Regions from separate parts of the Homo sapiens genome. Here region 2 is linked to region 1. Evidence: chromatin contacts called from ENCODE Hi-C data. All regions are on one chromosome and are shown on one strand. The core of a region is the stretch at or near the end of the contact, and the rest is flanking DNA. Distances in the headings are between cores, read along the strand shown.

Region 1 (6,857 bases), core at 2,668-5,167:
GACACTTTGAGTTTTATTCTAAAAGCAATGTTAAACTTTTGAAGGATTTAAAAAATGGCTTTATGGAGGTATAATTGACATGCAATAAACAACATATTTGAAATACACAATTTGATATGTTTTGACATATTGTGTTAGGCTATTCTTGCATTGCTGTAAGTAAATACCTTAGGCTGGGTAGTGTATAAAGAAAACATGTTTATTTGGCCCACAGTTCTGCATGCCTTACATGAAGAATGGTGCTGGCATCTGCTTCTGGTGGGGCCTCAGGAAGCTTGCAATCATGGCGGAAGGGGACAGGGAACCAGTATGTCACACAGTGAGAGCGGGAGCAAGAGAGAGAGGGAGGAGGTCCCAGACTCTTTAAACAACCAGATCTCACATGTAGTAACTGAGTAAGAACTCACTCATCACCCAGGAGATGGTGCTAGGCCATTCATGAGGGTTCCACCTCCATGATCCGATCACCTCCCACGAGGCCTCACCTCCAACATTATGAATCACATTTCAACCTGCGATTTGGAGAGGACAGACATGCAAATCATCTCACACCATGAGATGACACCAAATTATACCCCCGTGAAATTATCATCATGATCAAGATAATGAGCATATCCATCATTCCCAAAAGTTTTGTCATGGTCCTCAAAACCCCACTCAAAACCCTACCTGACCCCAGCTCCAGGCAACCACTGATTTGCTTCATGTCCCTGTAAATTAGTTTCTATTTTCCAGAATCTTATGTAAATGAAATCATAAAGTATGTACTTGTGTAAGTGTGTGTGGCTTGTAGGTTTTCATAGATTCCTTTTATCAGGCTAAGCTCTCTTCTATTCTTAGTTTGCTGAGTGTTTTCATCAGGAATGGGTGCTGTATTTTATCAAGTGCTTGTTCTCTATCTTTGCAGATGATCATCTTGCTTTTTTTTTTTCTTTTTAAGACTATTAGTTGATTGTTTGGAATGTTAAACTAAACTTACATGCCTGGAATAATCCCTACTTGATCATGATTTATTATGCTTTTTATATATTGTTGAATTGAATTTGCTAAGATTTTGTTTAGAAAATTTGCATGTATGTGGTTTTTTTATTCTTGTAATATCTTTGCCTGGATTTGATGTCAAAGTAATGCTGGCCTCATAAAATGGGTTGGGAAGCATTCCTTCTCTTCCCTATTCTTTAAAAGTTTATTCTAACTGGTATTATTTCTTATTAATGTTTGGGAGACTTCACTAGGGAAGCTGCCTGAGGCTGGAGGGTTTTTTGTTAGAAGGTTTTAAACTACAAATTCAACTTTAAAAAATAGATACAGGATTATCTATTCAGGTTCTCTTTCTCTTCTTAAGCAAACATTAGTTATATGTTTTTCAGGGAATTTGCCTATTTTTCTAAGTTCTCAAATTTATTGCCATAAGGTGGTTCACAATAAGCATTTATCATCCTTTTACTTTCTGTATAATTTTTAGTGAGGTCTCATTTTTACTGATCTCTCATTTCTAATATCTTTCGTTTGCATCCCCTTCACCCCAAAAGTTGATAAGTCTGGCTGGAGGTTTATTAAATTTATTGAACTTCTCACATAACCACCCTTTGATCTCATTTATTTTCTCCACTATGTTTTCTGTTTCATATCTAATTGGATTTTGCCCTATTTTTATTATTTCATTTTTTTATTTGGAGTTTAACATGTTCTTTTCTAGTTTATTTAAGAAGAAAGCTAAGGTCTTTGATTTGAGGCCCATCTTTAGGTCTTCCACTCCAGCTGGTGGAAACAGGAATGATTCCCAGTCTCATGTGAATTCTAAAGAATTGTTCCCTCTAGGGGCGGGGCCTGGTGGCTCACGCCTGTAATCCCAGCACTTTGGGAGGCCGAGGTGGGCGGATCATGAGGTCCCGAGATTGAGACCATCCTGGCTAACACGGTGAAACCCCATCTCTACTAAAAAACAAAAAATTAGCAGGGCGTGATGGCAGGAGCCTGTAGTCCCAGCTACTCTGGAGGCTGAGGCAGGAGAATGGCATGAACCTGGGAGGCAGAGCTTGCAGTGAGCCGAGATTGCACCACTGCACTCCAGCCTGAGCAACAGAGCGAGACTCCGCCTCAAAAAAAAAAAGAATTGTTCCCTCTAATCTTTTCAAGTAGTTCTTTCCCTGGCCTCTGTTTCCTCACAGATATGCATTGGGCAGCACTCAGCACAAGACTTGAGGGGACCCTGTGTAGGTCTCAGGAGCTGTCTTGCAGCTCTCTCTTCTCCAGCGTTCTCCCCTGAATCCCACAACTCTGACTTCCTTGGCCTCCCAGACTACTAGTATTGTCTCCTCAGCTCCACAAGGCCACCAAGCCCTGCCTGGTTTCCCTAGAAATTCTCTTCAGACCAGGCGCGGTGGCTGGAGCCTGTAATCCCAGCACTTTGGGAGGCTGAGGCGGGCGGATCACCTGAGGTCGGGAGTTCGAGACCAGCCTGACCAACATGGAGAAACCCCGTCTCTACTAAAAATACAAAATTAGCTGGGTGTGGTGGCACATGCCTGTAATCCCAGCTACTTGGGAGGCTGAGGCAGGAGAATCGCTTGAATCCGGGAGGTGGAGGTTGCGGTGAGTCTAGATCGCACCATTGCACTCCAGCCTGGGAAACAAGAGCGAAACTCCGTCTCCAAAAAAACAAAAACAAAACAAATTCTCTTGGGGCAGTAGCTGGGGCAATCGAAGGACTCTTCCTTTGTTTTGAATCTCGGTTGAATGTTTTGTATACCATTGTTTTATACTCTTTGTGTAGTGTTTTAGTTATTTCATACTAGAGCATAAGGCTAGTCCCTGTTATTCCGACGCTATCAAAAATGGAAGTTTCATCCTTTTGGGGGATTTCAAGTGGAGGAGTGGTGTTATATCATCCAAGGGTTAAGAAGATCACTCTTCTGCTGTTCCATCTGAAAGCAGATGGGAAGTGGAGGACAGGTCTGCTATTGTAGGAATGCAGGCAGGAAGTGCTAGGAATTGAAGAGGGATTTTTTTTTTCAAGGGCCACGGGGGCAGAGGGTGGCTCCAGATCCACTTGGAGGTGGAACCCAGAGAACTGGCTGATAAACTGGATGTGGAGTGGGTCGGGGGGAAAGGGAGTTAAAGCTACCTCCTGGGTGTTTCCTAGAACAACTGGGCCAATGGGGAAAGCCAGGGAAGGAAGTGGGCATTGTGGACAGGCGGAGATCAGGAGTTACAGTTTGGATATAAGCTTGAGATGTCTTTTTAATCAGTCACATGGATCTAGTCAAACAGGAAGAGGGCTATAAGAAGGTAGAGCTCCAGGGAGGAGTCAGAGTTGGAGACAGAAAAACGGAGTCATCAGTATAGAATTATTCAAAGCTCTGGGCCTGGAGGAGATCACCCAGGGGAACAGTGTAGACAGAGGAGAAAAGAAGGCCTAGACTGAGTCCGTGGGACCTTCAGCATCTAGATGTCAGGAGAGCAGGAAGAGCTGAGAAGGAGTTGGAGAAGAGGCACCTGTCTTCCCAGGAGACTCAATTCCTTTATTTAACCATGTGTTTTTCAGTTTTATAATTACCTGTTTATCCACCTGTCGCTCAACTTGCCTGGGAGCCCTTGAGGTCGGATGCCCTGTCTTATTTTGCATTGCCCACATCTAACACGGTGTCTGGCACCTAGATGGACCTTGAATGAATGAATGGATGAATGAATGAATGAATGAATGAAGACTAAGGGAGTTAAAAGATTACTGGTATGAGGTCAAAAGGACAGAGCTTTTTTGTAGTCCAAGGGACTGCAAAAGACAATTCTGGGAAAGTTGAGCTCAGAAAAAAAAAAATCTAACAGTCCAGAAACATTTTCCTGAGTGCCAGTTTCCTGATCTGTCAACTAAAACGTCCCGGAGAAGTGATCTTTAGAGTTACTTCTGTTTACATGCTGCACACAGACGGGAACGCTCCATTTGGCTTTCTCTGCAGAGTCCACAAGGAGACAAAACAATGTGTTAAAGTTGCGCTTCCTTGGTTGATGTTTCTATTCTTTTGGTCTTTTGTCTGTTTTCAAACAGATCAAAGCACGTCTTGTGAAATGTTCTGGCCCCAGAGTAGAATTTAAGATGCACAAAGGGCATGAGTAGACATTAATAAAAAACTCATTTTGACCCTTTCGAACTGGCGGCCACCATGGAGGTCAGAAGAGGGCAGGTGTATTCCTGCCAGCCCCCTAGAGACATAAAGATGTCTGCCCCGAGGAATCAGGCTAGGGATTAGTGACAGGCTCCATGCCTGCCCCCTGCCACACTGGACAGCCAAACCTCCTTCTCTTGACTTACAGGACTGGCAAAGACAGTGACAGGGGCCTGGCCGTGGAGCCTGGCTGAAATCCGGGCCCCAGTGAAAGCCCCACAGAGAGCTGCAGAGAAAGGCAACCTTCAGAGGCTGACTTTGATATTTACACTTCCCCAATTTCTACGGAGAGCCGTGGTCTCGTGTTTTACACATTCAGCAATTGCACAGGCCCTGAAAGGTTTTAACTGTCCGGTTGAAACTATAATAAAGTTTACTGTGGTTAAAACCTGAAATGAGTCTGAGTTTGGATTTTTCAGCCCAGTGGCTTCGTGTAAACAGTTTACTTAACGTCGTTTTTGGCTCTTATTCAATAAACCACCATGATAATCCCGTTCACAGACAAAACAGATCACGGATTAGCAGACAGGCTGCTGTAACAAAAGCAGCGCATTACCTGCTCTTTGTGCAAAAGGTAGAGCTCCGTTTTGCAGAAAGTATTCGTCTATCTTTGTTTTCATAGTTGAAGAGAAGGAACGTTACATTGTTTAGCTCCTTTTTGTACCACAAAAATAGATTTTAATTAAGCACATAAAGTGAGCCGGGCTTGGAGCTGTTATTTTCCAGAGAAGGCATACTGGCTTTATTCAAATTGGAAGAGACCCCAGGCAAATGCCAAAATCACCTATTGCTTACATTTCATTTTAATGTGCTCAAGTTCAATAAAAGTTTATCATCTCCATTAAACCAGTACCTATTGGAACTGATTTAATCTTGTTAGCACAAAGAACCACATGAAAGAAACCAAGACCCCAGGACAAGACTGTACATAGCACAGTTGCGCCGGGGTAGAAATTACATAAAAGAAATGAAGCATCCACCGATGACAGAGTGCCTCACCTGCTCTTATGTGTGTGCGCTTGCTCGTGTGTGTGCGGAGTGTACTTGTGTGCACGGATCCACACACCCTGCAGTGCAGGTCTCTGGCCGTCTGCCACAGTGCAGCATGCTGGGGAGGCTGCCAAGTGCGGGAGTCCTCAGCTGCTCAGTGTCACAGCACCGCCACGCTCCCACACGGACCCTGAATTGTGTGACATTTGAACAAACACATGTCACGTGTAGGGGTGCTGGTCAAATGTCTACTGGCAACAGCACAATGAGGACATATATCTTGATTCTAGCCCCAGAGAGCACACACACTCACACACTGTCACACTCACTCACACACACAAACACAGGCCTTTCTTTACCGGGAAGAGTCAGTTTGCTCTCCGCCTTCAGTATTCTCTTTTCTGTCAACTAGAAAGCCTCCAAGAGCTCATGGCTAGACATGAGTGGGGTCCAAGAATTCAGGGGTGTTAGATCTTTGATTCAAGGTGTGGCTTGACATTAGGACTTGGTCACAGGGGACATAAATGACAAGTTGGTGGCACCCACAGGTGTGTGCTTACCTGAGACGGATGCAATGAGGAGGTGGATTTAGTGGATGATATCAGGGGCTGCAGGCAGAAGCTGAAGGATCCATTTCCTTAAAAGACTCAGCACTAAGGCACGAGTGGGATTTCTTAGGACTCCCAGTGAGAAAAGCGCTGAATGGAAGAAGTGATTTTCCCCAGTTCTGTGCCTGTAACTAACTCAGTGGCATCTGCAGGAAGCACAGCCTCATGTTGGCACCTCAGTGGCTTATAGCTTTGGGAACAGAGGGTTACTGTCGCTCTCAGCCTGTCGTAGCTACAGAGACAGTGGTGGGGCCCAGCTTTGAAAGTGACTTGGCAAGGAACAGAGCCTGGAGTGGAAGAACATGCCGTGGCACTTTTGGGATGGCTGTGAGACTCTCTGAGGATCTCCTGAAAATACGTGGTTAAAGTTTGAGTGGGAGATTGGAGGCCTTTCTTATACGGGGTGGCATGAGCCACTGAGGACTGAGGGAATGTGAATTATGGTCCTCTGCCTCCATGACTCAGTTATTGAAGGGAATTTATATATCTTCTATGGAGTGCCAGACACCCTAGTAGACCTGTATCAGCCAGCTCGGACTGCTATGCCATAATGCCACAGACTGGGTGGCTCAAACAACAGAAATTTATTTCTCAGCATTGTGGAGACTGAGAAGTCCAAGATCAAAGTTTTGGCAAGGCAGGTTTTATTCTGCAGACTCTTCTCTTGGCTTGTAGACAACCACCTATTGCTGTGTCCTCGTATGGTGAAGAAAGAGAGAGAGAGCAAGAGAGCTCTCTGGTGTCTCTTCTTATAAGGGCACTAATTTCATCATGAGGGCCCCACCCTCCTGACCTCACTTAGCCTCAAGGCCCCATTTATCTCCCAAAGGCCTCATTTCCAAATACCATCACATTGGGGGTTAAAGCTTCAACATATTAATTTTGGGAGATCACATGCATCTAGTCCATAAAAAGACTCTGTGGGAGGCAATGGACCTTCAAGATGCTTACACAACAGCCAGGAAGAAAGGACCAAAACCTACCCTGCAGAGGTCAGCTGGCTGCAGCCTGCTTCTCCCCTCTCTCACGTTAGCTCAGAGAGCACCGCTCAAGTTGCCTCGTGTGTGTTTCTCAAACATGCTAAGTTCACCTG
Region 2 (6,857 bases), core at 1,188-3,687, 420 kb before region 1:
ATAAATGGACCCTTGCAACCGTAATCCAATACCAAATGTTTTTTATGTGGTCCTCATTAAATTTATTTTTTGCTTAAAAAGAAACCCAGGTCTGAGCGCAGTGGCTCACGCCTGTAATCCTAGCATTCTGGGCGTCCAAGGCAGGGGGATCATTTGAGGTCAGGAGTTCAAGACCAGCCTGTCCAACATGGCAAAACCCCATCTCTACTAAAAATACAAAAATTAACCGGGCGTGGTGGTGAATGCCTGTAATCCCAGCTACCAGGGAGGCTGAGTGAGGCAGGAGAATTGCTTGAACCCAAGGGGGCAGAGGTTGCAGTGAGCCGAGATCACACCACTGCAAGAAAAAAAAAAAGAAACCCAGGCCAGGCGCGGTGGGTCACGCCTGCAATCCCAGCACTTTGGAAGCCCTAGGCGGGAGGACCACCTGTGGTCAAGAGTTTGAGACCAGCCTGGCCAACGCAGTAAAACCCCATCTCTACTAAAAATACAAAAATTAGCTGGGCATGGTGGTGCGCACCTGTAATCCCAGCAACTCAGGAGGCTGAGGTAGGAGAACAGCCTGAACCTGGGAGGCGGAAGTTGCAGTGAGTCAAGATCGTACCACTGCACTCCAGCCTGGGCGACAGAGGGAGACTCCATCTCAAAAAAAAAAAAAAAAAGAGTCAGTGAAGTCAAAAAATCTGAACACTATCAACCGACTTGCTCTAATTGACATTTTCAGAACACTAGACCCAAGAACTGCAGAGTATACATTCATTACAAGTGCAAAGAGTATTCATCAAAACAGACCATATGCATAATTTTCAAATGACTGATATCTTAAAATTAGCTCTAAAAATATTACGCAAAGTGGTATTGCTAAAAAGCCATTAAAGCAATACCAAAAAACACTCAAAAACCCAATATCTGATAGAAAAGGAACACAAGAGAAACAAAACCAGAAAGGTCAAATGGAAAACTTTAGAGCTTCCTGGGTTCAAATATATTCTCTGATCATAGTGCAATTAAAGTAGAAATCAATAACAATAACTAGAAAATCCCAATTTATGGAAATTACTAAATAATGCTCTTAACCCATAGTCAAAGAAAAAAATCACAAAGGAAATTAAAATATGTTTTCATACTGAGTGACAATGACAGCATTATCAAACCACCTGAAAAGCAGCTTTAGCTCAGAGGTAAACCTACAGTTTCAAATAACATCTTAAAAAACGAATAAATATATTTTTAAAAATACCTTGCTTTGTAAATCCAACCTATTTGGCTCAAGAGTTTCAAATAACAAGCGGCAAGATTTTAGATAGCAAGATACCGACCTGTAAACTTACTGCAATTTATCTGTTTCCTAAATTAAGATAGCAGTTTAGATAATATTTAAGAGAAATGACATTTTGGAAAAACTACAGATTTTATAAAATACTTAAATCTTTTGTTAGTAATATTATACTCCCAGGTAGTGTGTAAGAAAAATGTCTCGATTATTCAAAATTAAATTACTTTATATAGTATTAAAAATTTAATAGAGTTTATATTCCGATAACCTCATGAGGAACTGCCCCCATTAGTTATGAAAAAAAAATAAGGTTGTCTGTTATACCTGTTATTAAACCTTTAACAAATAGAATGAATTTTTAAAAGTGCATTCTAGGTGTAATATACACAAGTGGTTACATACATGGTTACATATATAAGTAACCATTTGTTAAGCACCTACTACGTATCGGCTCATTATTAAGCTCGGTTCATGTATTTCCAATTCCCACAATTACCCTGGTGTACAGATCAGGAACCTCCGAGGCTCACAAGTGGCAGCCAGATTAACCCAGGAAGCTCTAAAGCCTTTGCTTTGGGGAGAACTGCCAACGTCTGGTGATTTGTTGGGGCGTTTTCTGGTTGTCACAAGCAGCTAGGGGAACTGGCATTTAGTGCTCGAGGCCAGGGCAGCGCTGCTCATTGGATATGTATTCTCCACCATGCGCCCCCCAAATGCCGACTGCACTCTGATGAGAGAGGGAGAGACTCCAGGCATCATCCCATCGGGTTTCCTCTTCCAGAGACTCATTTTCAGCCCTTAGGGGAAGACAGCGGGGAGGAGCCCGTTTTCGGTCCCAGTGCAGAGACCCGGCCGGTCCCGCGGGGCGCAGAGGCGCAGGAATGCAGAGCCGGGACGGGGTTCACACATCCCCCCGCACCCACGGTCCACTCCCAGCCATGGCTGCCCCGGCCCCGCACTCGCCACGTCCCCCGCGCGCTCCCAGACGCATGGGCAAGGGAGCCCGCTGGCCCCTCCGTAGCTCCGGGGTGCCCAGCTGAGTCAGGTGCGGACGCAGATAGCGCAAGGCCTGACCCCGAGCGGCCGGAGGCCGGGACCGCCCCGCAAGCGCGCTCACCTCGGCCCGCGGCGCCGGCTCCGGGCGCACTTCCGGGAGCTGGGTGGCTGCGCGCGCCTCAGGCGGCAGGCGAACGACGTGCGGCACCGGGCGGAGCTAGGGGGCGGGGGCGGAGCTGATACCGAAGCTCCTATTGGCCGTCGGGGACGCCCCGCCTCTCTCTGGCGTTGCAGCCCAGGAGCCTCCACCGACATGGCAGCGAGGTTCCCGAGCCAACGCCATCCTCCGTTCCTTCCGTCACTCACTCACTAATCACTGTTCCTGAGTTCCTTCACTTCTCACCCGTCATTTATTGCGCACCTATTCTGTGCCAGGCACTCGGCCAAGCACTGCGAGGCCTTCAAAGATCATTTCTTTGTCTCTCCCAAACCCTTCCGCCCAGTCCCACCCGCAGAGCTGCAACGCTCTGCCATTATCCCTGATTCTTAACCGCCGCCTTTCTCCTTTCCGTTCTTGCCTCACTGGGCCTCCCTGAGACACTTGATTTGCCCCAACCTTCTTCCTCTGTCTTGGTTCTCCCACTCTCATCAGCTCTGCATCCCCTGGGTCCTCTCCCACTTCTCCCCATTCCGTTGGGGCTAGTCCAATGTGGTGCCATCCTCTTTCCACCTGCGTCTCTCTCTCTTCTCTCTCTCTCTCTCAACAAATGTCATCCCTGACTCTTCCCTTCTCCTTCCCTTTCCCACACGCCAACAATGGCTGAATCCTCTGATTTGACCTCATTGTCTCTCAGACACCTCACCCTCTCTCCCTTCTCACTATCCCTCCCTCGGCTCAGTTCCACACCATTTGTAATGGTCAAGACCTTCTTACCCTTTCCCCAGCGTCCAGTGTTGCCGGTTTCCAGGCCATCCTGTGCTGGGCCACGACATCAACTTGTGATACTAAGTTGCATTAATGGAAGTATCATGTCAAAGTTTGGGTGTTCCACCTTGGGCAACTGGCAAAGAGGAGGGTATTCAAAAAAAGCTGCCATGTTCCCCAATAACCTATGGAAATAAAATAAATAAAAAATAAAAATTTAAAGAAGAGCTGTCATTATCATAACATGTCCTGTACCTGTCATTATCATAACATGTCCTGTACCTGTCATTATCATAACATGTCCTGTACCTGTCATTATCATAACATGTCCTGTACCTGTCATTATCATAACATGTCCTGTACCTGTCATTATCATAACATGTCCTGTACCTGTCCCATGTTTACAAGAATTAAAGATCCTCCTCTGGAGAAATAAAGCTTGATGCGGGGATGGGATTACATCTTCATGTACCTGAAAAGTGACCAGCGGAAAAGGGATTCGACATGTTCTCTTAAGTCCCAGGGTCTGAACAAGATCCTATGTGTGAAACTACTGTTTCAGCCTGACATAGGTGGAAGTTTCTAGTCTTTTTTTTTTTTTTTTTTTTTTTTTGTATTTTTGGTGGAGACGGGGTTTCACCATGTTGGCCAGGCTGGTCTCGAACTCGTGACCTCAAGTGATCCACCCACCTTGGCCTCCCAAAGTGCTGGGATTACAGGCATGAGCCATGGCACCTAGCTGGACGTTTCTAACATTCATGTGATTGATGGCGCTGCTTTGAGTTCCTGAGGACAGCATGGCTAACAATTTACCAGGCACATTTAGAGGGACACCTTCATTGGGTATTGCTTCCAACATCAATGTGCTCTGCTTCTAAGAAAGTCAAGAGATAAGGTGGTTTAGAGGGGAAGATTATAGGAGTTTTATCTTCAATGTGTTCGCTTTTAGCTGATCAACACCCAAGGAAGATAACAGTAATTCAAAACCATTAATTGGGTTCTGACTCCTTTGTGAATCTGATGGAAGGTAAAATTTTTCCCAAGAAAAATGCACATACACATCTACATACAACACTTTGCACTCAAATCCAGGGAGCTAACACAGCCTTGAAACCCATCCTTGGAACCCACAAACCTCAGTTTGAGAACTCTAATCCTGGTAGATGGTTCCTGATATGAAAATGACACTTTGAAGTTTAATAATTTCTTTATAAACTGGCACCTTAGGAAAAGGCATAAACACTTATTTCGAAACAGGCTGAACAATCAAAATATTTTTTAAAATAGGGAGATATCTACCTCAGCTTAGGAAATAATGAAAAGGTGTCATCTATTTCTATTATTCACTTACTCATTCAATAAATATTTACCAGATGATGTGCCCAGCACTCTTCCAATAGCTATATATGCAAGAATGAACTAAACACACAAAGTCCCAGCCCTCCCAAGACTTATATTTTGTAGGGTGAGCTGGACAATAAATAAGTGCACAAGTGGTAATTATAGGTGTTGTGAAGAAAATTACATTGGGGTAAGGAGGAGAGGTACTGTTAGAGATGGAGTGCAAGTTATATAGGATGGTCAGGGAAGGACTAACAGATAAAACAGGCTTGAATCCAGACCGGAAGTTAATTAAGACGCAAGCCTTGCGTGTATCTGTGGGAACCTCCAGGCAGAGGAAATTGCAAAAGTTTTTGTTGTTGTTGTTGTTTGAGACAGAATCTTGCTCTGTTGCCCAATGTAGTGCCAGAATCTCAGCTCACTGCAACCTCCGACTCCAGGTTTAAGTGATTCTCCTGCCTCAGCCTCCTGAGTAGCTGGGATTACACATGCTTGCCACCGTGCCCAGCTACTTTTTGTATTTTTAGCAGAGATGAAGTTTCATCATGTTGGCCAGGCTGGTCTCAAATTCCTGACCTCAGGTGATCCACCCACCTCAGTCTCCCAAAGTGCTGGAATTACAGGTGCGAGCCACCAGGCCCACCCATAAACGTTTAGGCCATGAAACAATGAGTGACAATAAAGAGAAGCACTATAAAGACCAAGCCCTGGACCACGCCAACATATAGGGTCAGGGTAATAAGAAAAATCTATTAAAGGAGAAAGAAACTGAGGAGCCACTGAGGTAGCAGGAAAACAGAGAGTGGTATCCGGGAAGCCAACTGCATAAAGTGTTCAAAGAAAGAAGGAATTGCTGGGTGTGGTGGTTCACGCCTGTAATCCTAGCACTTTGGGAGGCCGACATGGGCAGATCACCTGAGGTCTGCACTTCGAGACCAGCCTAACCAACATGGAGAAAACCTGTCTCTACTAAAAATACAAAATTAGCTGGGCGTGGAGGTGCACGCCTGTAATATACAAACTGGCACCTTAAGAAAAGGTATAAACCCATAATCGCTTGAGCCCAGGAGGCAGAGGTTGCAGTGAGCCTAGATCACACCATTGCACTCTAGCCTGGGCAACAAGAGCGAAACTCTGTCAGAAAGAAAGAAAGGAAGAAAGAAAGAATCATCAACTAATCAAATGCCATGATCAAATGTAAGATGAGGATTAAGAATTGACTGAGCAACAGGAGTATAAAATCACTGGTGACCTTGACCTTATAAGAGTGGTTGGGAGTAGAGAAATCCTGAATGGAATAAGTTCAATAAGGAACGAGAAGAGAAGAATTAGAGCAGCAAATATAGACAAGTCATTCAAGAAGTTTTGCTATAAAAAGAAATAGCAAAATGAGACAAATTAGGAGATCTTACAGCATGCTTACACACTGATTAGAATGATCCAGTAGGGAGGAAAAATTTGTATGGAAGGGGAGAAAAGTGACAATTACTGAAAAATGTTCTTGAGTAGAGATTGATTTTTGAATAACAAGGCTTCTGGGTACTCACATAATCTAGGCCACATGGAACACTCACAGAAAACAATCTCCACTAAAGAGGAGCTTAAAGTCAAAAGTTACAAGCCACACCAAAAACAAATCCTCGTACAGAGAAAACGGGGAATAGAGAGGTGTTGATCAAAGGGTACAAAAAGTTCCAGTTAAACAAGAGGAGTAAGTTTTAGCAATCTATTGCACAGTGTGGTAACCGTAGTTAATAATAATGCATACCTCGGGCCGGGCGCGGTGGCTTACACCTGTAATCCCAACACTTTGGGAGGCTGAGGCGGGCGGATCACAAGGTCAGGAGATCAAGACCATCCTGGCTAACATGGTGAAACCCCATCTCTACTAAAAATACAAAATATTAGCCAGGCGTGGTGGCAGGTGCCTGTAGTCCCAGCAACTCTAGAGGCTGAGGTAGGAGAATGGCATGAACCCAGGAGGCGGAGCTTGCAGTGAACCGAGATTGCGCCACTGCACTCCAGCCTGGGGGACACAGAGAGACTCCGTCTCAAAACAAACAAACAAACAAACAAACAAACAAAGTATATTTCAAAATCACTAAAAGAGTAGATCTTAAATGTTCTCACCATAAAAAATAAGTAGGTGAGGTGATGAATGTATTAACTTGATTTAAACTTTTACAATGTATACCTATGTCAAAACGTCACATTATACCCCATAAATATATAATTATTATTCATGAATTAAAACTAAAAATAAATTTTTAAAAATCTATTATAAATGAAAATCACTAGTTACTAAAAAAATGAAAGCAC

What was found. A loop is a pair of places that touch in the nucleus more often than their neighbours do. Pooled maps may share reads with other maps.
Region 2: a loop to region 1 is called in a pooled map, with 3 times the contacts of the local background. The contact joins the promoter of ZNF18 here to the enhancer-like site in region 1. A Hi-C loop is called at or near these places in 7 of 37 single-sample maps with no recorded cell type and 4 of 50 pooled maps.

What each region holds. Positions count from the first base shown.
Region 1 is chr17:12,417,559-12,424,415 of GRCh38, forward strand. No RefSeq gene overlaps it. Among named protein-coding and RNA genes, the nearest start is that of LINC00670, 130 kb to the right of the region's middle. Within about 2 kb of position 3,918, at least 4 of the 41 ENCODE cell types and tissues checked have a DNase peak (open chromatin) inside an H3K27ac peak, as active enhancers do.
Region 2 is chr17:11,995,038-12,001,894 of GRCh38, forward strand. ZNF18 (zinc finger protein 18) reads right to left here and starts at 2,438. Exons shown (of 7, transcript NM_001303281.2): 1 at 2,394-2,438. RefSeq lists a silencer at 2,137-2,586 and enhancers at 2,519-3,502, 2,617-2,856, 2,927-3,006.